Regions from separate parts of the Homo sapiens genome. Here region 2 is linked to region 1. A link is a loop called in an ENCODE intact Hi-C map of the cell type or tissue named here. Cell type or tissue: ascending aorta. All regions are shown on one strand.

Region 1 (8,000 bases):
TATGTCCATAGCTTAATCCCAGAAACCTGTGAATACGTTACCTTGCATAACAAATGAAAATTTATGTTACAGATGAAATTAAGAATGCTGATCAGCTAAAGGACCTTCACATACAAAGGTTATCCTGGATTATTCAGGTGGGCTCAACGTAATCACAAGGATCCTTTAAAGTGGAAGAATGAGGTCAGAGTGATGTGATGTGAAAAGCACTCAATTTGCCTTTGCTAGTTTTGAAGATGGAAGAATGGGGCCATGGTCCAAGGCATGCTGGTGACCTCTAGAAGCTGAAAAAGTTAAGAAAATGGAAAAGAAACTTCAGCGCAGTGAGGCCCAATTTGGACTTCTGACTCCAGAACTGCAAGATAATACATTTGTATCCATTAAGCCACTAAGTTTGTGCTAATTTGCTATGGCAGCAACAGGAGACTAATACACCTTGGCAGGTAGAGGTAGTCCTCCTCTGGGGCAAACATATAAGCATGCTTACTATACAATATAATAAGGATGATGTCTCTTTCCAGGACATAGGCAGGCATGCTTATTTCCTGTTATAAAATATTCAGGTTTTCTAAGTTCAGTTTTTTGTTTTTTTGTTTTTTTTTTGCTGGAACACAATTGACTGTGGATGCTGGTATTATCTAGCCCTATTTGCATCACCTTGCGGGTACTGGGGTTTGGAGGAATTGGCTCAGATGCTGATACCGTGGCTACTACTATTGTGGTGAGTAATAGCCTCTCATTTGCCTGTAATCCAGGAGTCTCACGTCTTCTCCCAGCATCCATAAACTCTAGCAGGGTAACTTGTTAGTTTGCAAGTAGGCCCTTCACGGTGTGCTCGTTTTAACGCACTTCTGCAAAATTTATTTTAAAATCTGCTAGACCAGGGCTAAGCAATTCTGTAATTATTACCTTCAAGATAGTGTTTGCTCTCTTTCCATACTTTAGAGATGAAGTGTTACGATGTCTCTCTCTAACTTAACAAAGATCAGAGATCAGCTTACAATAAAATTAGAAATAAAAAACAAAACAAGTTGTTTACCATAGTTTGAAAAGCATGTCTCTATTGACAATTTACGACTAGGGCAGGTACTAAGAAGTTCCCTGTCTTTTTTCTCATCTACAGAATTTTTTTACTGCCACATTTCTCCATTTATCTTTCTTTCTCCACGACGTGCTATTTGAAGAGAAAATCCTTGGGAATTAGTCTCTCATTCTTTTCTCATGAGAAGCACTCCCCTCTCTGAATTTTTGGTGAATTAGATTTCTCTCTTAGCTATACCATGAAGGGCCCTGGCTTTTACAGCTACTTTCTTGTTTCTAGCTTGAACTCTGTGGCAAAATTTAAGTCAGTGTGTCAGAAGTCATTTAGACCAAGGATTTTGTTTTACAGATGTGAAAACCAAGGCCTCTGATGACAAGAAGAGCTATTGCCTTATTTAAGTTTCTCCTGACCTAACTACCTAGTGTTTTGGAGGAAATTGCCTTAGCCACTGTCAGCCCCCATCTTTCTGACACAAGGCCTGGCTCAGTTGCTAGTTTGGCCTAACATGATTGCTTCCCCTCAACAGCTCTAGAAATACAATTGTGAAATTGAAATTACTGTATTTGCAGGCTGACTCTGGCCAGAGAAACTGACCTGTGGATGAGTTGAAAATAAGCTTATAACCATGCTCGTTTTATAGTTAATTAACTTAGGGCACAGGTATTGAGAACCCAACATGTGCCAGGGCCTCTTGGGTACTGGAAAAATGCCTGGAGTGAGGCTGGGAGGGAAGCTTCCTAAAAGGTTGAGGAGGACTTTATTTGGGAAGAAACTGAGGGCAGGGTTCTGGGGCCTGGACTGTGTGAGAGTTTGAGGACTCTAAGGAAAGGAGAATGTTATGGAGTTCATCTTTGATTTTTTTTTTTTTAACCAGTAACTTATCATTTTTTTCCACAGTCAGAAACGTGACTGAAACATTTCTTCCTCTTAAGAGGCATTAAGAGAAAAGGATAGATTTCCTGTTTCTTTTGCAATTTTCCTCTTTAAGAAACAGAAAGAAAAAAAGATCTTATGTCCATGCTCCTGGAAGTCACCAATAAATAATACGGGCCAGGGCTTTTTCTTTTCAGCAGTGGGCTGATTAAATCCTTATACTTGTTCTGGGTTATATGTCTGAAATTTGTGTTCCTTTTGTTCTGAGGAGTACAAAATAATCAATTCCTCTAATGGAGATTACCAGCTTGATTAATAGATAATCCTAATGTGTTCTTTGTAAAATACATTATAAATGATCTTTAAAGTTGAAGGAAAGAAGATTGGGCCATGTAGAAATTTGGTTCTCAACAGAACCTCTTCTTGATTGAAGAAATATAAGCAAAGAGTTTTATATATTTCGGTAAGGGTAGGTAGTCTATGCATTTTCTGTTCTGAGTATTACAAAAGGAAAAGGGAATAAAAGCTTCTGCATATAGCAGAGATAAACTCCAAAAGCAGGAGACCAGTGAAGCCCTGGATCACTGCACTCCTCCAGCCTTCAAGGAGCATGAAGAGGGTCCACATAACAACAGAAGATGCTTCAGAACAAATTATGAGTCCATAAGAGATAAATTAGTGTCTTTATTCATTGCAAAGGAATGGTTATTATAAAAAAATCCCTGATGCTGTCTCTCAGACTGAACTTACGTATAGGCAGGAGAACACATGTAATTTATTGACTGATAAAACTGTAGGTAAGAATACATATGACTTCTATAACTTGTATGAAAAATGAAACTACACTTAAATGTAGGAGCAGTTTATATTGTTTGATATTTAACTGGTTGAGTGGTTAACATATAATATTTAAAAAAATCTTCTTTTAGTAGGCAGTTTAATGCTTATGGTCTAATTTTTATTTGAAGACATTTTGCTGCAGCAGAAACATAGCTGTGATTCATATACCTACTCTTGATATTAGCCTGGCCGTTTGTCCTGTGACGCTTAAGCTAGTTACCACCATTTATCTGGTAACTGTTTCCAGAATTGAAGAGATGATGCCTGGAAGGAGATAAACTTCAGGAGTTCACCTTTAAGCCTAAAAAGTACCAGCAAAATGCAATGACAGGATAAAAAGTTTGTCATAAATATTTTCACAAGATGGAAGACAAGAAAGCAAAGAGCAGCATAGAAAGAATGAAGGAATAAATAAAAATAAGTGAAAATGCTGCATTTTCTCTCATGGGATAGATTTTTCAACAACTCCTGAACTATGACCTCTCAAGTTCTTTTGCAGTTCTGTTCTAAGAAGTAATGAAATACATTTAATATTCCTGTCTTTTCACAACATTAATTCATTCCTACTTTAGCCTTAAGAATTTTAGTAGAATCTATTGTTTATTCATGCGTATAAATATTGTGGAAAAATATCTTTAGATGAGTTAGTATATATGAGACACTTAGGCCAGGATTTGGCACATGTCTGTACTTCATAAGTGTTTGTTATTGTTATTTTTAACAAGAGTAAAAAAAGATCTTATGACGCATCTAATATCATTTAAGCTGTTTATGGTTACTCCTTGGAATGCCTTCTGGTCAAAAGTTTCTGCAGCCCAGCACGACATTAATTTGAATGCATTGAGCCGGTTTCCCAGAGGGCTGGATGACATTTTTGACTTTTTAGGATTTTTGAGACTTTTTCTAATGACTAAGGTCAAAATCTCCCTTTCCTTGTCTCTTGAGTTTTAGGGGGCAACCAGAGATGTTTTGAAGGAAACCAACCATTAGATGTCACTTTCTTCTCACTGCTTTTGGTTTTAGGACCTATGACCTGGGTTTAAGCCTTTTGATTTTCTTCTTTTTTTTGAATGTCTATAAATAGTCTCTATGTCAAAGCTAAACGGGAAATTTAATTTTAGATTAGTAGATAAGAGACAATACTCAACTCCTTGGAATGATGAAATTTTGGACCTGTTTTAAATTGGCCTGACTCAATGTCCCTAGTTGACTAAATTTGGAAATGTAGTATTTGTGCTTTTCTTTCTCACTGAAGTTAGTGTGGCACTGTTTCTACACCAGACACTTAGGCCTGAGTGTATGAGTGTATCCTTATTCAGGTCAAAGCTAATGAGTTTTTTTTTTTTTTTCCTTAGCAATCACTGAATGAAAAACATATTCTTCAGATATCTGTTTAGAATTGCTTTTCCAGAAAACCTTTGTGATCTTTCTCCCCCAACAGAAGGGCTCAGAAACACATAACAGTTTGAAAAAGAGAAAAAATACTGCTGCTATGGTCTGAACATTTATGTCTGCTCCAAAATTCATGTTGAGACTTAATCCCCATTGTGGTGGTAGTAGGAGGGGTGCCTTTAGCAGGTGGTTAGGCCATGGGGGCTCTGCCCTTGTGAATGGATTAGTGTCTTGTAAAAGGACTAGAGGGAACTGGCTTAAGGTCTCCTTACTCCTCCTCCTTCTGCCATGTGAGGATGCCACTGCAAGAACATGCCACTGATGGAGCAGTCCTCACCAGACGCCAAACCTACCAGTGCCTTGACCTTGGACTTCTCAGCCTCTAGAGCTGAGAGAAATACATTTATATTCTTTATCAATTGCCCAGTGTCAGGAACTTTATTATAGCAGCACAAATGGATGAAGATAACTGCCAATCATGATTTTAGGAAAGAACCTGACTCAAGAACATCTTCTTGGCCGGGCCCGGTGGCTCACGCCTGTAATCCCAGCACCTTGGGAGGCTGAGGTGGGCAGATTACGAGGTCAGGAGATCGAGACCATCCTGGCTAACATGGTGAAACCCCGTCTCTACTAAAAATACAAAAAATTTAGCCGGGCATGGTAGCGGGTGCCTGTAGTCCCAGCTACTTGGGAGGCTGAGGCAGGAGAATGGCGTGAACTTGGGAGGTGGAGCTTGCAGTGAGCTAAGATTGTGCCACTGCACTCCAGCCTGGGTGAGAGCGAGACTCCGTCTCAAAAAAAAAAAAAAAAAAAGAATATCTTCTTTCCAGTCTTATACCTTCTGCTTCCCCTCATCATTTCTATCCTGTAGAAGCCTGACACTGAGCAGTGGCCAGAAGGAGGTTTTGAGCTCTTTGAGACTTGTTTCCTTGGTGGCCATAGGCTTTGCTCTATTGAAGACCTTTAACTAGTAAAGGTTATTCGTATCTTTGGGTCTGAGAATGTGTCCAAAACCTATGAAGCACTCATCCTATATGACAGGATTAAAATGCCCACGGATGTCCAAAACCAAAAAACAAACAAGTAGCTTTTTACATTTTATTTAACCGACATTTCATCTTGCTTTTGCTCCTACTGATATGAAATGAACACCCCACAACCCTTAAAATGCTGTATTAGTTTGCTATGGCTGCCGTAATGAAATGCCAGGGACTGGATGGCTGAAACAACAGAAATTAATTTTTTTATGGTTTTAGAGGCTGGAAGTCCAAGATTCGGGTGTTGGCAGTGCTCGTTTCTCATGAAGCCTCTCTCCTCGGCTTGCAAATGGCTGCCTTCTCTCTGTGTTCTCACATGGTCTTTCCTCTGTGTGTGGGCATCTAGTGTTTCCTTGTATGTCCAAATTTCCTTTGCTTATAATACCAGTCAGATTGGATTACTGTCTACCCTTAGGGCCTCGTTTTAACTTCATCACCTCTTTAAAGGCCCTATCTCTAAATACAGTTAAGTTCTGGGGTATGGAGGGTTAGGGCTTCAACACACAAATTTGTGTGTGTGAGGGCACAATTCAGCATATGCCCCTGGTCAATAAAAAGCAACCCAGTTTCTTCTGTTTCAAATCAATTGCTTTCTGCTAAATACTCATTAAAAGTTTAAGCTTTTCTTATCTCTCAAGGGGTCTCTCCTCATTCCTCCTTCCCAAGTTGGTGCCTGGGTTCATGCAGAAGCTTAGTATCTTGAAGAGAGTGGAAGAGGCCTTTACCCTCTGGGACTTTGCTGGACTCTACCAGCTGGACCCTTATCCCACTGTGGTGACCAGGCCTTCTGTGCTGGTGTTCCTCATAGTGGGCTGGTTGGATCCTATTCTTGGTCATTCTCTTGACTGTCACTGCTAGTGGCTGTGAGATTTGCCATTGCCTCGGGAGGTAAGGTCTCTGTAGACTCTCATTTTTTTTCTCCAGATCACAGGTATCTTCCAATCATTGCGAAAGACTGTAAATTGAAAGAAAAGATTACTGCGAGTCTTTAATGAAAAACAAAGCATAGTCTAGTGTATCCTTCTAGTTATCTGGTTCCTTTCATTGTGTTTGAGCTATTTTACAGTTCTGTAAATTGTAGGAAACTAAAAGTGATGTATATGATTCTTGTCTGCAGCAATGCAAATGACTTGTATCTAGTGGAATGCAATAATTTATTGCCCTGCAGACAGCTCCATTTTGCATCTATTTGTAAATTTGTTGCAGCATTTATATATATATTCTTTGAATTCTCTTTAGAGCCAGATGTAACATCTTACCAATTCCCTCATTAATTAATGAGTTAAAAACAGTCTTTGAATTGTGTTCAGTTTGTATTTGTATGGGAGTCATTATACTTCCCTGAAAAAATGAAATTATCTTTTAAAAAGTCTATTGTTCTTAGAATTTCCATGTTACCCATGTGAGCATATGCAAATTTCAGGATCTACTGCATGCTATTCTCAAGTAATGGACTACTAGAAATGCTAGCTCTAGCTCATCTAGCTAGCCAGGCATGGAGATTTGGGGAATTTTTTTTTTTGGCAGGAGTGTGGTAGTGGTGGTGGTGGCGTTTCTGTCAGGTTGTGGCCCAGGAAGGTGGTATGTAGGCCCTGATTTCTTTCTTGGAATCTCAGGCATTATATTACGCTAGCTTTACCTTTTCAATTTTTAATATTTAATATTTTTTGGGATGGATTCTTTCTCTGTCACCCAGACTGGAGTGCAGTGGCACGATCTCGGCTCCCTGCAACCTCTGCCTCCTGGATTCAAGCGATTCTCCTGCTTCAGCCTCCCAAGTAGCTGGGATTACAGGTGCACATCACTATGCCTGGCTAATTTTTGTATTTTTAGTAGAGACAGGGTTTCACTATGTTGGCCAGGCTGGTCTCGAACTCCCAACCTCAAGTGATCCTCCAGTCTCAGCCTCCCAAAATGCTGGGATTACAGGCCTGAGCCACTGTGCCCGGCCTAGCTTTACCTTTTCAATTCTTTCTACTTCTTGCCTTGCTACTTGAGCTTTTACTTCCTTTCCTATGTACAGGAAGCTGCTTTGATGTCATAACCTGCATTCTTTCTATTTTAGTCTCATAAATTCTATATTCTGAACTTAATAAAAGATTTTAGGATTAAAACAATTTATTTCTCTGAAAGTAAAACCTGTTGATTCACTTGTATTAAAATATAACCTAAAACTTAAAATTGACTACTTTTTTTTTTTTTTTTAGAGACAGTGTCTTGCTCTGTTGCCCAGGCTGAAGTGCAGTGGTGCAATCTCTACTCACTGCAACCTCCGTCTCCCAGGTTCAAGCAATCCTCCTGCCTCAGCCTCCTGAGTAGCTGGGACTACAGGCACATGCTGCCGCGCCTGGCTAATTTCTTTTGTATTTTATTAGAGATGGGGTTTCACCATGTTGCCCGGTCTGGTCTCGAACTCCTGAGCTCAGGCAATGCACCTGCCTCGGCCTCCCAAAGTACTAGGATTATAGGCGTGAGCCACCATGCCTGGCCAAAACTGACTTCTTTTAAGTAATTAATACCATTGATTCAATGTAAGGGAGACCCCTGGGAAAACTGGGAACTAGAAATTAGTGTAAGAAAATATATTGACTTTATATTTAAAAATATTATCTACTTTTTATGATTGTGATTTTTCATCTGCGCTGAGTATTTGTTGATATATAACGCAGTGTATTCTTTGCTGTGAAAGAAAATGCTCCTATAGCAACATGCTAAGTTAATGATGTATCTCATGTGCACTTCATATTTCTGGGGAAAATTCTCTGTTAACACTTTAAATGTACTTTTATTCACAGCAAAGGTCAGTCCAGTGC
Region 2 (8,000 bases), 56 kb after region 1:
TGATTGGTCCATTTACAATCCTCTAGCTAGACGCAGAGTGCTGATTGGTGCGTTTTTACAGAGTGCTGATTGGTGCATTTACAATCCTTTAGCTAGACACAGAGTGCTGATAGGTGCATTTAAAATCCTCCAGCTAGACAGAAAAGTTCTCCAAGTCCGCACTCGACCCAGGAAGTCCAGCTGGCTTCTCTCATTTGAATATACTTATTCTCTCAAATGAATATATTCTGTCAAATGAATATACTTATTCATTTTTTATGATTGAATAATATTATACTTTATGGACATACCACATTTTATTCATCAGTTGATGGATGTTTGGGTTGTTTCCACCTTTTGGCTGTGATGGATAATGTTATGAACAGTGATGTGCAAGTTTTGTTTTTGTTTTTGTTTTGGTGAACGTGTTTTCAGTTCTCTTGGGCATATACATAGGAGCGGAATTGCTGGATCATATGGTAACTCCATGTTTGACTTTTTGTGGAACTGCTAGAATGTTTTCTAAAGTGATTGCATGACTTTATATTCCCAACAGTAATATAAGAGCATTCCAACCTTTCTACGTAATGGCCAACACTTGTTATAGTCTGTTTTCTGACCATAGCCATCCTAGTGGATGTGAAGTAGTATTACATCAGAGTTTCGATTTGCATTTCCCTAATGACTAATGATGAGTAACATGTGCTTATTGTCTATTTATATATCTTCCTCAGAGAAATGTCTATTCAAGTCATTTGCTCATATTTTATTTGGGTTGTCGTTTTGTTGTTGAGTCGTAGACATTCTTTGGATATTAAACCTTTGGCAGATATTTCATTTGCAAATACTTTCTCTCATTCTGTGAATTGTCCTTTTGCTCTCTTGATAATGTGCTTTGATGCACAAATGTTTTTAATTTTAATCAAGTTTAATTTATCTATTTTTCTTTTGTTATGCTTTTGGGTCCATATTTAAGAAACCATTGCCAAATCCAAGGTTATGAATGTTTACCTCTATGTTTTCTTTTAAGGTTTTTAAAGTTTTAGCTCTTAAACTTAAGTATTTGATCCATTTTGAGTTAATTTTTGTATATGGTGTAGGGGATCTACTTTATTCTTTTGCATGAGGCTTTCCAGTTGTTCCAACGCCACTTCTTGAGGACACAAATTTTGCCCCATTGAATGGACTTGGCACCATTGCCAAAAATCAATAGGCTAGAAGTGGGTTTATTTCTGGACCCCATTGATCTGTATATCTGTCTTGTACTACATTGTCCTGATTACTTTATCTTTGTAGTAAGTTTTGAAATTAAGAAGTGTAAGTCCTCTTTGTTTCACATTTGGATTTTTTTCCCCCACCGATTTAAGAAAATAGTGCGGTAATACCAATTAATGTGAGATCTGCTCTCTTAAATTTTTAAGTGTACAAAACAATATTGTTAATTTTAGGCACAATGTTGTAGATCTCTAGAGCTTATTCGTTTTGCATAACTGAAACTTTGTACCCATTGAATGTCAACTCTGCACACTTACCTTTTTTTTTTTTTTGAAACAGAGTCTCAGTCTGTCACTCAGGCTGGAGTGCAGTGGTGCAATCATAGCTCACTGCAGCCTCAACGGGATCCTCCTGCCTTGGTCTCCTGAGTAGCCAGGACTATGCGCATGCACCACCATGCCCAGCTAAGTTTTATTTTTCAATTTTTTGTATAGATAGGGTCTCACTATGTTGCCCAGGCTGGTTGCAAACTCCTGTTCTCAAGCAATCCTCCCACCTTGGTCTTTCAAAGCATTGGGATTACAGATGTGATCTACTGCACCTGGCCACACTTAGCTTTTAATTGGTGATTTATAACCATCAGCTTTTCATTGCCTTTTTTCTCCAGAGCCTCAATTGTCCCCAGCAATTGCCATCTAATTATATTTTTCTTAGAATTTCTGTTATCCTCAAATTCTCAAAGTCCCAATACATTTCTTTCTATTGGTTTATCATCCTAGTTTAGCACTGGTGCAAGTGACAATTGTATTGTCCACTTTGATACAGCTTTCTTAGAATCCAGTTTCATACATATTCTTTTGACTTCTTCTAGTATGTGTTGGGTAGGTGAGAGGTGTATGGTGGACCTAGAATTATCAGGAATCCACCACCAGTGATGAGGTTTTCATTGCCAGCCAGACGATATTTAAACCCCCATATTCCATCATAGCATCTGCTTTTCTGGAATACTACTGCTACCAACTGAGGCAGACTCTGGAATAGAGATTAGTATGTGGGAGACTTATTAGGGAGTACTTTCAGGGCTAACAACTTTTCTGGAAGGATAGGAAAAAGGACTGGGCAGAAGGAGAAATTAGGCTGTGATTCGGTCTTCACATAGCCTCAGCCAACTTTACAGGGGCTCAGAAGGTGGGATGGCTTTTCAAAGTTGTCCTAAATTGTGATGAAGGGACCATTAGTCTTGTGCACTGACCAGTCATTTTATGGGGCTGTGTTCATGGGCGATGCAGCTATCTTCAGCTGAGGGTAGTTCTTGGAGAGCTGAGGGCTCTCTGCCAGCAGCACTTCTAGCTGCTGGGGAATGTAAACCTTTCAGTCCTGAAGTGGGGATCTGGGTAGCCACCACAGAACCCACTTAATACTTATCCACTAACAAATGTAATTTCAATGATAAGTCTGAGACAGTTACAGACTTTTGCATAATTTTTTCTTATTGATATGAAAGAGGGAGCTAGAGAGGAGGAAGGCGTTAGGCATCGAAGGGAGTATAGGACATCTAACGGGATTGCAGAGAAAGGTAAAGCTGCTGAGAAAGAAGAAACACTTCTCTGATTCCATGAAATGCATCTAGGAATTCAACTGTGAAGAAATGGAGGCAGAAGGCTGTATTATTATTATTACTATTTGTGCTTTGTCCTTCAGGCGCTTAGCAGAGATCTTGTCTAACTTCCAACATAGTGTGACATGGCATGGTTTGTGGAGATTTTTTTAACCTAATTAAAATAACTCTAATTTCAGAAGATTCTTCTTTGAGTTGTCATTTTTTTGGAGTTCACTAATAGTAGCATTTATTTATTGGTGCTGCATGTTTGGTTCACCAGGAAGCATACTCTGAGATGCTGTTAATGTTTCAGGTTGTGCATGAAGGAGTACTCTTAGGATCAAACCTTGGAAGAGAGGTAGAAGCAGCAGGGTTGGCATGGAGAGGGGTCTAGCTGTGATGTAGACCCAGCCCAGCAGTCTTAGCTGATTCCATGGGGAGCTCTGGAGCTAAAAAGGCCTGGCAGGGATGTCTTGCATTGGGCCAACATTTCCAGTCCTTTTAACCCTAATCAGTCATTTGACTGTGGGCTGCCCCTAGAAGGATATGACTTTTAGGGGAGACGGTTCTCTATGGCTGAGACTGAGACAGCCCCAGAAGGGGCTGACAGCAAAAGCTGCACACTCCACAGCTGTGGCCATAGATCTTCCTAGTGACTCTCTCAATGTCACATGGCTCAGAAGTGGTAAGGAATCTAGGATTTCTGACGCCTACTTAAGAGAGTTTCTGTCTTTTACGTGCTGCCTCTCAGCTCATGTGACTACCCAGTGGGACAAGCACCAAGCTTGCCAGTACGTTCTCCAGGACTTGTTCTTGGCAGCAGTGGCTGAGCTATGTGGACTTTATGTGAAAGTAATATTTTTGAAAAACCTCAGGTGGCCTAGGTTTAGCGGAGTAAGTTCCAGGATTGGCTGAGGCAAAGAATTTCTGGCATGGAGTCATTGCTAATTCACTAAGTTCTCTCAGACAATTTATTATAAATCTGAAGGCACGCTGAACTGGCCAGCTTGCTTCCCATTTTTGTTCATTTCCAGGGTGAATACTAAGTTTGGCATCTCACTGGCTCTCTTTGCTGCCTGAGTATGTCAGTCTTGATCTAAAAATAGCCTGAATCCTCCTAGGGTCAATGTGGGTTGACTAGGGTTCAATTTTTCTGGAACCCTGAGGAGGTTGGAGAGGAGGATGAAGGGAATCATGAAGAAGAGAAAGAAGAGATTTTATTTGCGGTAGACATGGATGGCTTTGAGTATTACAAAACAAGAGAAATTGCTTCAGGAAGGCTAGCTTAACATAGAAGAGGTTGTTCATTAACCTTTAAGAAAGCAAAGAATTGTTATGCAGCTGTGTAGGCACAGTAGGAGAGAGACAATGATTGATGGCTGAGGAGATGGCATGGAGGTAAAGCAAAACATGGTCCAGGAGTCAAAAGCTCTGGATTCTAGCTCTTACTCTGCTTCTTAACTAGAATGCACCTTTGGGTCAAAGTCTTCATCTCCCTTGGTTTTAGTATCTCCATGTTTAAAATGGGTCTGATTATGTCAAATTTGCCTTATTCCGTTGATTGTTACAGGGAATAAATGAAGCAATGGATGTAAGTGTGTGAAGTTCCATATAAAAAAGAATGAATTTCTTAGGCCCTTTCATACAAATTCCAGGACTTTGGGCAATTTTTGGGACTCTGTGATACATACAAAACGGATAGTAGAGTTTGGAAGATCATATATCCTGGAGGTTCTAATTATCTTGGTAATGGTAGGAGTCTTGACTTAGCTACTACTTTGGAAGTCCTCTTGATGTTGAGAATTCACTGGGCCCTTATAGGCGGCTTCTGTCTGTCTCGACTCTTAGACAAAATGAAGTTCGTTTGAAGCAACTGAAAGTTCAGGAAATGAGTCAGGATGACTAAGAGTTGCTAGTGGTGCAACATGATGTGGATCCAACAAAAATATATTGTTGGTGTAGAAATTTGTTAAGGTTTGAGGACTAACTCACATTTTGTGAGAACTGAATCAAGTAAAATGATATTTTGAATTAAAATTCTCTACAAATTCCTGATGAAGACTCATGTATGAGGAGACCGTAATATTTAATGGAAGAGATCAGAAACAGGACTCATCTGGTCTATTGTAGTAGTCTTCCAACTCATTTTACTATGTCTAGTTTTTCCTGTTTCAGTTATTCTATATATTCTTAAAAGAGTTAACTTTCTAAATCAGTTTGTGCCATTTTCCCTGCTTACCTCTGTTGCCTTTAGACTAAGGTCTCAGCCTTGCATATACCAGAATCTAGGGCAGGGATCTTGTCTGCTGTGTTCACTGCTGTGGCTGCATTATCTAGCATGATTCCTAGCATATAGTAAGTGCCCAGTAATACTCATTCATTAATTAATAAAGGTTATACATGATTCAGCCTTAATCTATACTTCCAATTACTTTTCCTAACCATCTTCCCTAGCTCCACATGTCTACCTAGACAAGTTGCTCACAGTTCCCCAAATTCGTTTGGTTATCTCAATCCATGTCTTTGGCATACGTGTCTTGCTGCCTAGAATACCGTCCCACATTTCCATTCCATTTTGTTCTACAATGCTCACATTGTGTATGCTGTAGGGCAGTTGTTTCCATGTCTGTCTCTCTTTCTTACAAGATATTATCTTATTCATCTTTGTATCAGTCTAGTTCCTCGATGTAATAGGTACTTAATTAATGTGTGTCAAATGGTCAAATGGAAGTATTTTATGATAAACCAAATAGCTTAATGATTTGTTTACCATATTCTCTCTGTGGGCTATAACTAAAGAACTGGAAGCAAGAGTGAAAAGTTAAACACCACAGGTACTAGGCCAAGAAATATTCCTTTTGTTTTCAGTTTTCAAGATGAGAACCAGTGATATGTTTCATTGTTACAAATCTTTAGACTCAACCACTTATCACAAACCTAAATTCTGGTGCTAATAAGGTTCTTTCTGTAAAACATCTTCTGTTATTTGGGAGAAAACAACTCTCTTCTGAGGATATTGACTGCACTACCAAGTTCTGGCTCAATATTTTACACATTCCTAAAATGAACCAGTTGAAAGAAGGTGATAACTCTTCTTTTAAACTTTTATTTTAATTTCAAGGGTATACGTGCAGGTTTGTTGCATAGGTATTAAGTCTAGCATCCATTAGTTATTTTTCCTGATACTCTCCCTCCTCCTACCTTCCACCTTCAAGTAGGCTCCAGTGTCTGTTGTTCCCCTCTATGTGTCCATGTGTTCTCATACTTTAGCTCCCACTTATAAGTGAGAAAGTGGTATTTGGATGTCTGTTCCTGGGTTAGTTTGCTAACTATGGACTCCATCCGTGTTCCTACAAAGAACGTGATCTCATTATTTTTTATGGCTGCATAGTATTCCATCATGTATATGTAACATATTTTCTTTATCCAATCTGTCATTGATGGGCATTTGGGTTGATTCCATGTCTTTGCTGTTGTGAGTAGTGCTGCAATGAACATACACGTGCATGTGTCTTTATGACAGAATGATGTATTTTCTTTTGGGTATATACCCAGTAATGGGACTGCTGGGTCAAATGGTATTTCGGTTTTTAGTTCTTTGAGGAATTGCCACCAATAGTGTATACACATTCCTTTTTTTCCACAACCTCGTCAGCAACTGTTTTTTGACTTTTTAATAATAGCCATTCTGACTGATATGAGATGGTATCTCCTTGTGATTTTGATTTGCATTTTTCTTTTTTTTTTCTTCCTTTTTGAGACGGAGTTTTGCTCTTGTTGCCCAGGATGGAGTACAATGGCACAATCTCGGCTCACTGCAACCTCCGCCTCCTGGGTTCAAGCGATTCTCCTGCCTCAGCCTTCTGAGTAGCTGGGATTACGGGCATGCACCACCACGCCCGGCTAATTTTTTGTATTTTTAGTAGAGACGAGGTTTCACCATGTTAGTCAGGTTGATCTCGAACTCCTGAACTCTGGTGATCTGCCCACCCTGGCCTCCCAAAGGGCTGGGATTACAGGCGTGATGATTTGCATTTCTCTAATGATCAGTGATTTTGAGCCTTTTTTCATATGCTTATTGGCCACATTTAAGTCTTCTTTTGAAAAGTGTTCATGTCCTTTGCCCACTTTTTAATGAGTTGTTTGTTTTTTTTCTTGTAAATTTGTTTAAGTTCCTTATAGATTCTAGATATTAGACTTTTTTTCTGTTGCATAGTCTGCAAAAATTTTCTCCCATTCTGTAGGTTGTCTATTTTACTCTATTGATAGTTTATTTCGCTGTATAGATGCTCTTAAGTTTAATCAAATCCCATTAGTCAATTTTTGCTTTTGTTGCAATTGCTTTTGGTGTCTTCATCATGAAATCTATGTCCAGAATGGCATTGCCTAGGTTATCTTCCAGGATTTTTATAGTTTTGGGTTTTGTATTTAAGTCTTTAATACATCTTGAGTTGATTTTTGTATATGGTGTAAGGAAGGAGTCTAGCTTCAATTTTCTGCATATGGCTAGCCAGTTACGCCAGCAACGTTTATTGAATAGGGAGTCCTTTCCCTGTTGCTTGTTTTTGTCAGGTTTGTCAAAGGTCAGATAGTCATAGGTGTGTGGCCTTATTTCTGGGCTCTCTATTCTATTCCATTGGTCTATGTGTCAGTTTTTGTACCAGTCCCATGTTGTTTTGGTTATTTTATTCCTGCAGTATAGTTTAATGTCAGGTAGTGTGATGCCTTCAGTTTTGTTCTTTTTGCTTAGTATTGCCTTGGCTATCAGGGCTTATTGTTGGTTCTGCATGAATTTTAAAATAGTTTTTTCCTAGTTTTGTGAAGAATGTCATTGGTAATTTAGTAGGACTAGCAATGAATCTATACATTGCTTTGGACAGTATGGCCATTTTAATGATACTGATTTTTCCTGTCCATGAGCATTGAATGTTTTTCCATTTGTTTGTGTCATCTCTGATTTCTTTCAGCAGTGTTTTGAAATTCTCATTTCAGAGATCATTCACCTCCCTGGTTAGGTGTAATCCTAAGTATTTTATTCTTTTTGTTGCATTTGTGAATGGGATTACATTCCTCATTAAGCTCTTGGCTTGACTGCTGTTTGTATATAGGAATGCTAGTGATTTTTGTACATTGATTATGTATCCTGATAATTTGCTGAAGTTGTTTATTAGCTTAAGGAGGTTTTGGACTCAGACTATGGGATTTT

Evidence for each region. Peaks named below come from ENCODE experiments on the same cell type or tissue, not always from the same donor. Only the 100,000 strongest peaks of a DNase experiment are listed, where the experiment ranks them.
Region 2: a loop joins it to region 1, with 6 times the contacts of the local background. A loop is called at or near these places in 6 of 110 quality-filtered maps.

What each region holds. Positions count from the first base shown.
Region 1 is chr12:19,651,303-19,659,302 of GRCh38, forward strand. LOC101928387 (a long non-coding RNA gene) reads left to right here. Exons shown (of 7, transcript XR_007063236.1): 5 at 73-721. Among named protein-coding and RNA genes, the nearest start is that of AEBP2, 220 kb to the left of the region's middle. In ascending aorta, a CTCF peak has its summit at 3,747; no DNase peak of the experiment used is centred here; H3K27ac peaks cover 5,535 bases.
Region 2 is chr12:19,707,571-19,715,570 of GRCh38, forward strand. No RefSeq gene overlaps it. Among named protein-coding and RNA genes, the nearest start is that of AEBP2, 270 kb to the left of the region's middle. In ascending aorta, no CTCF peak of the experiment used is centred here; DNase peaks (open chromatin) are centred at 3,591 and 4,641; H3K27ac peaks cover 5,936 bases.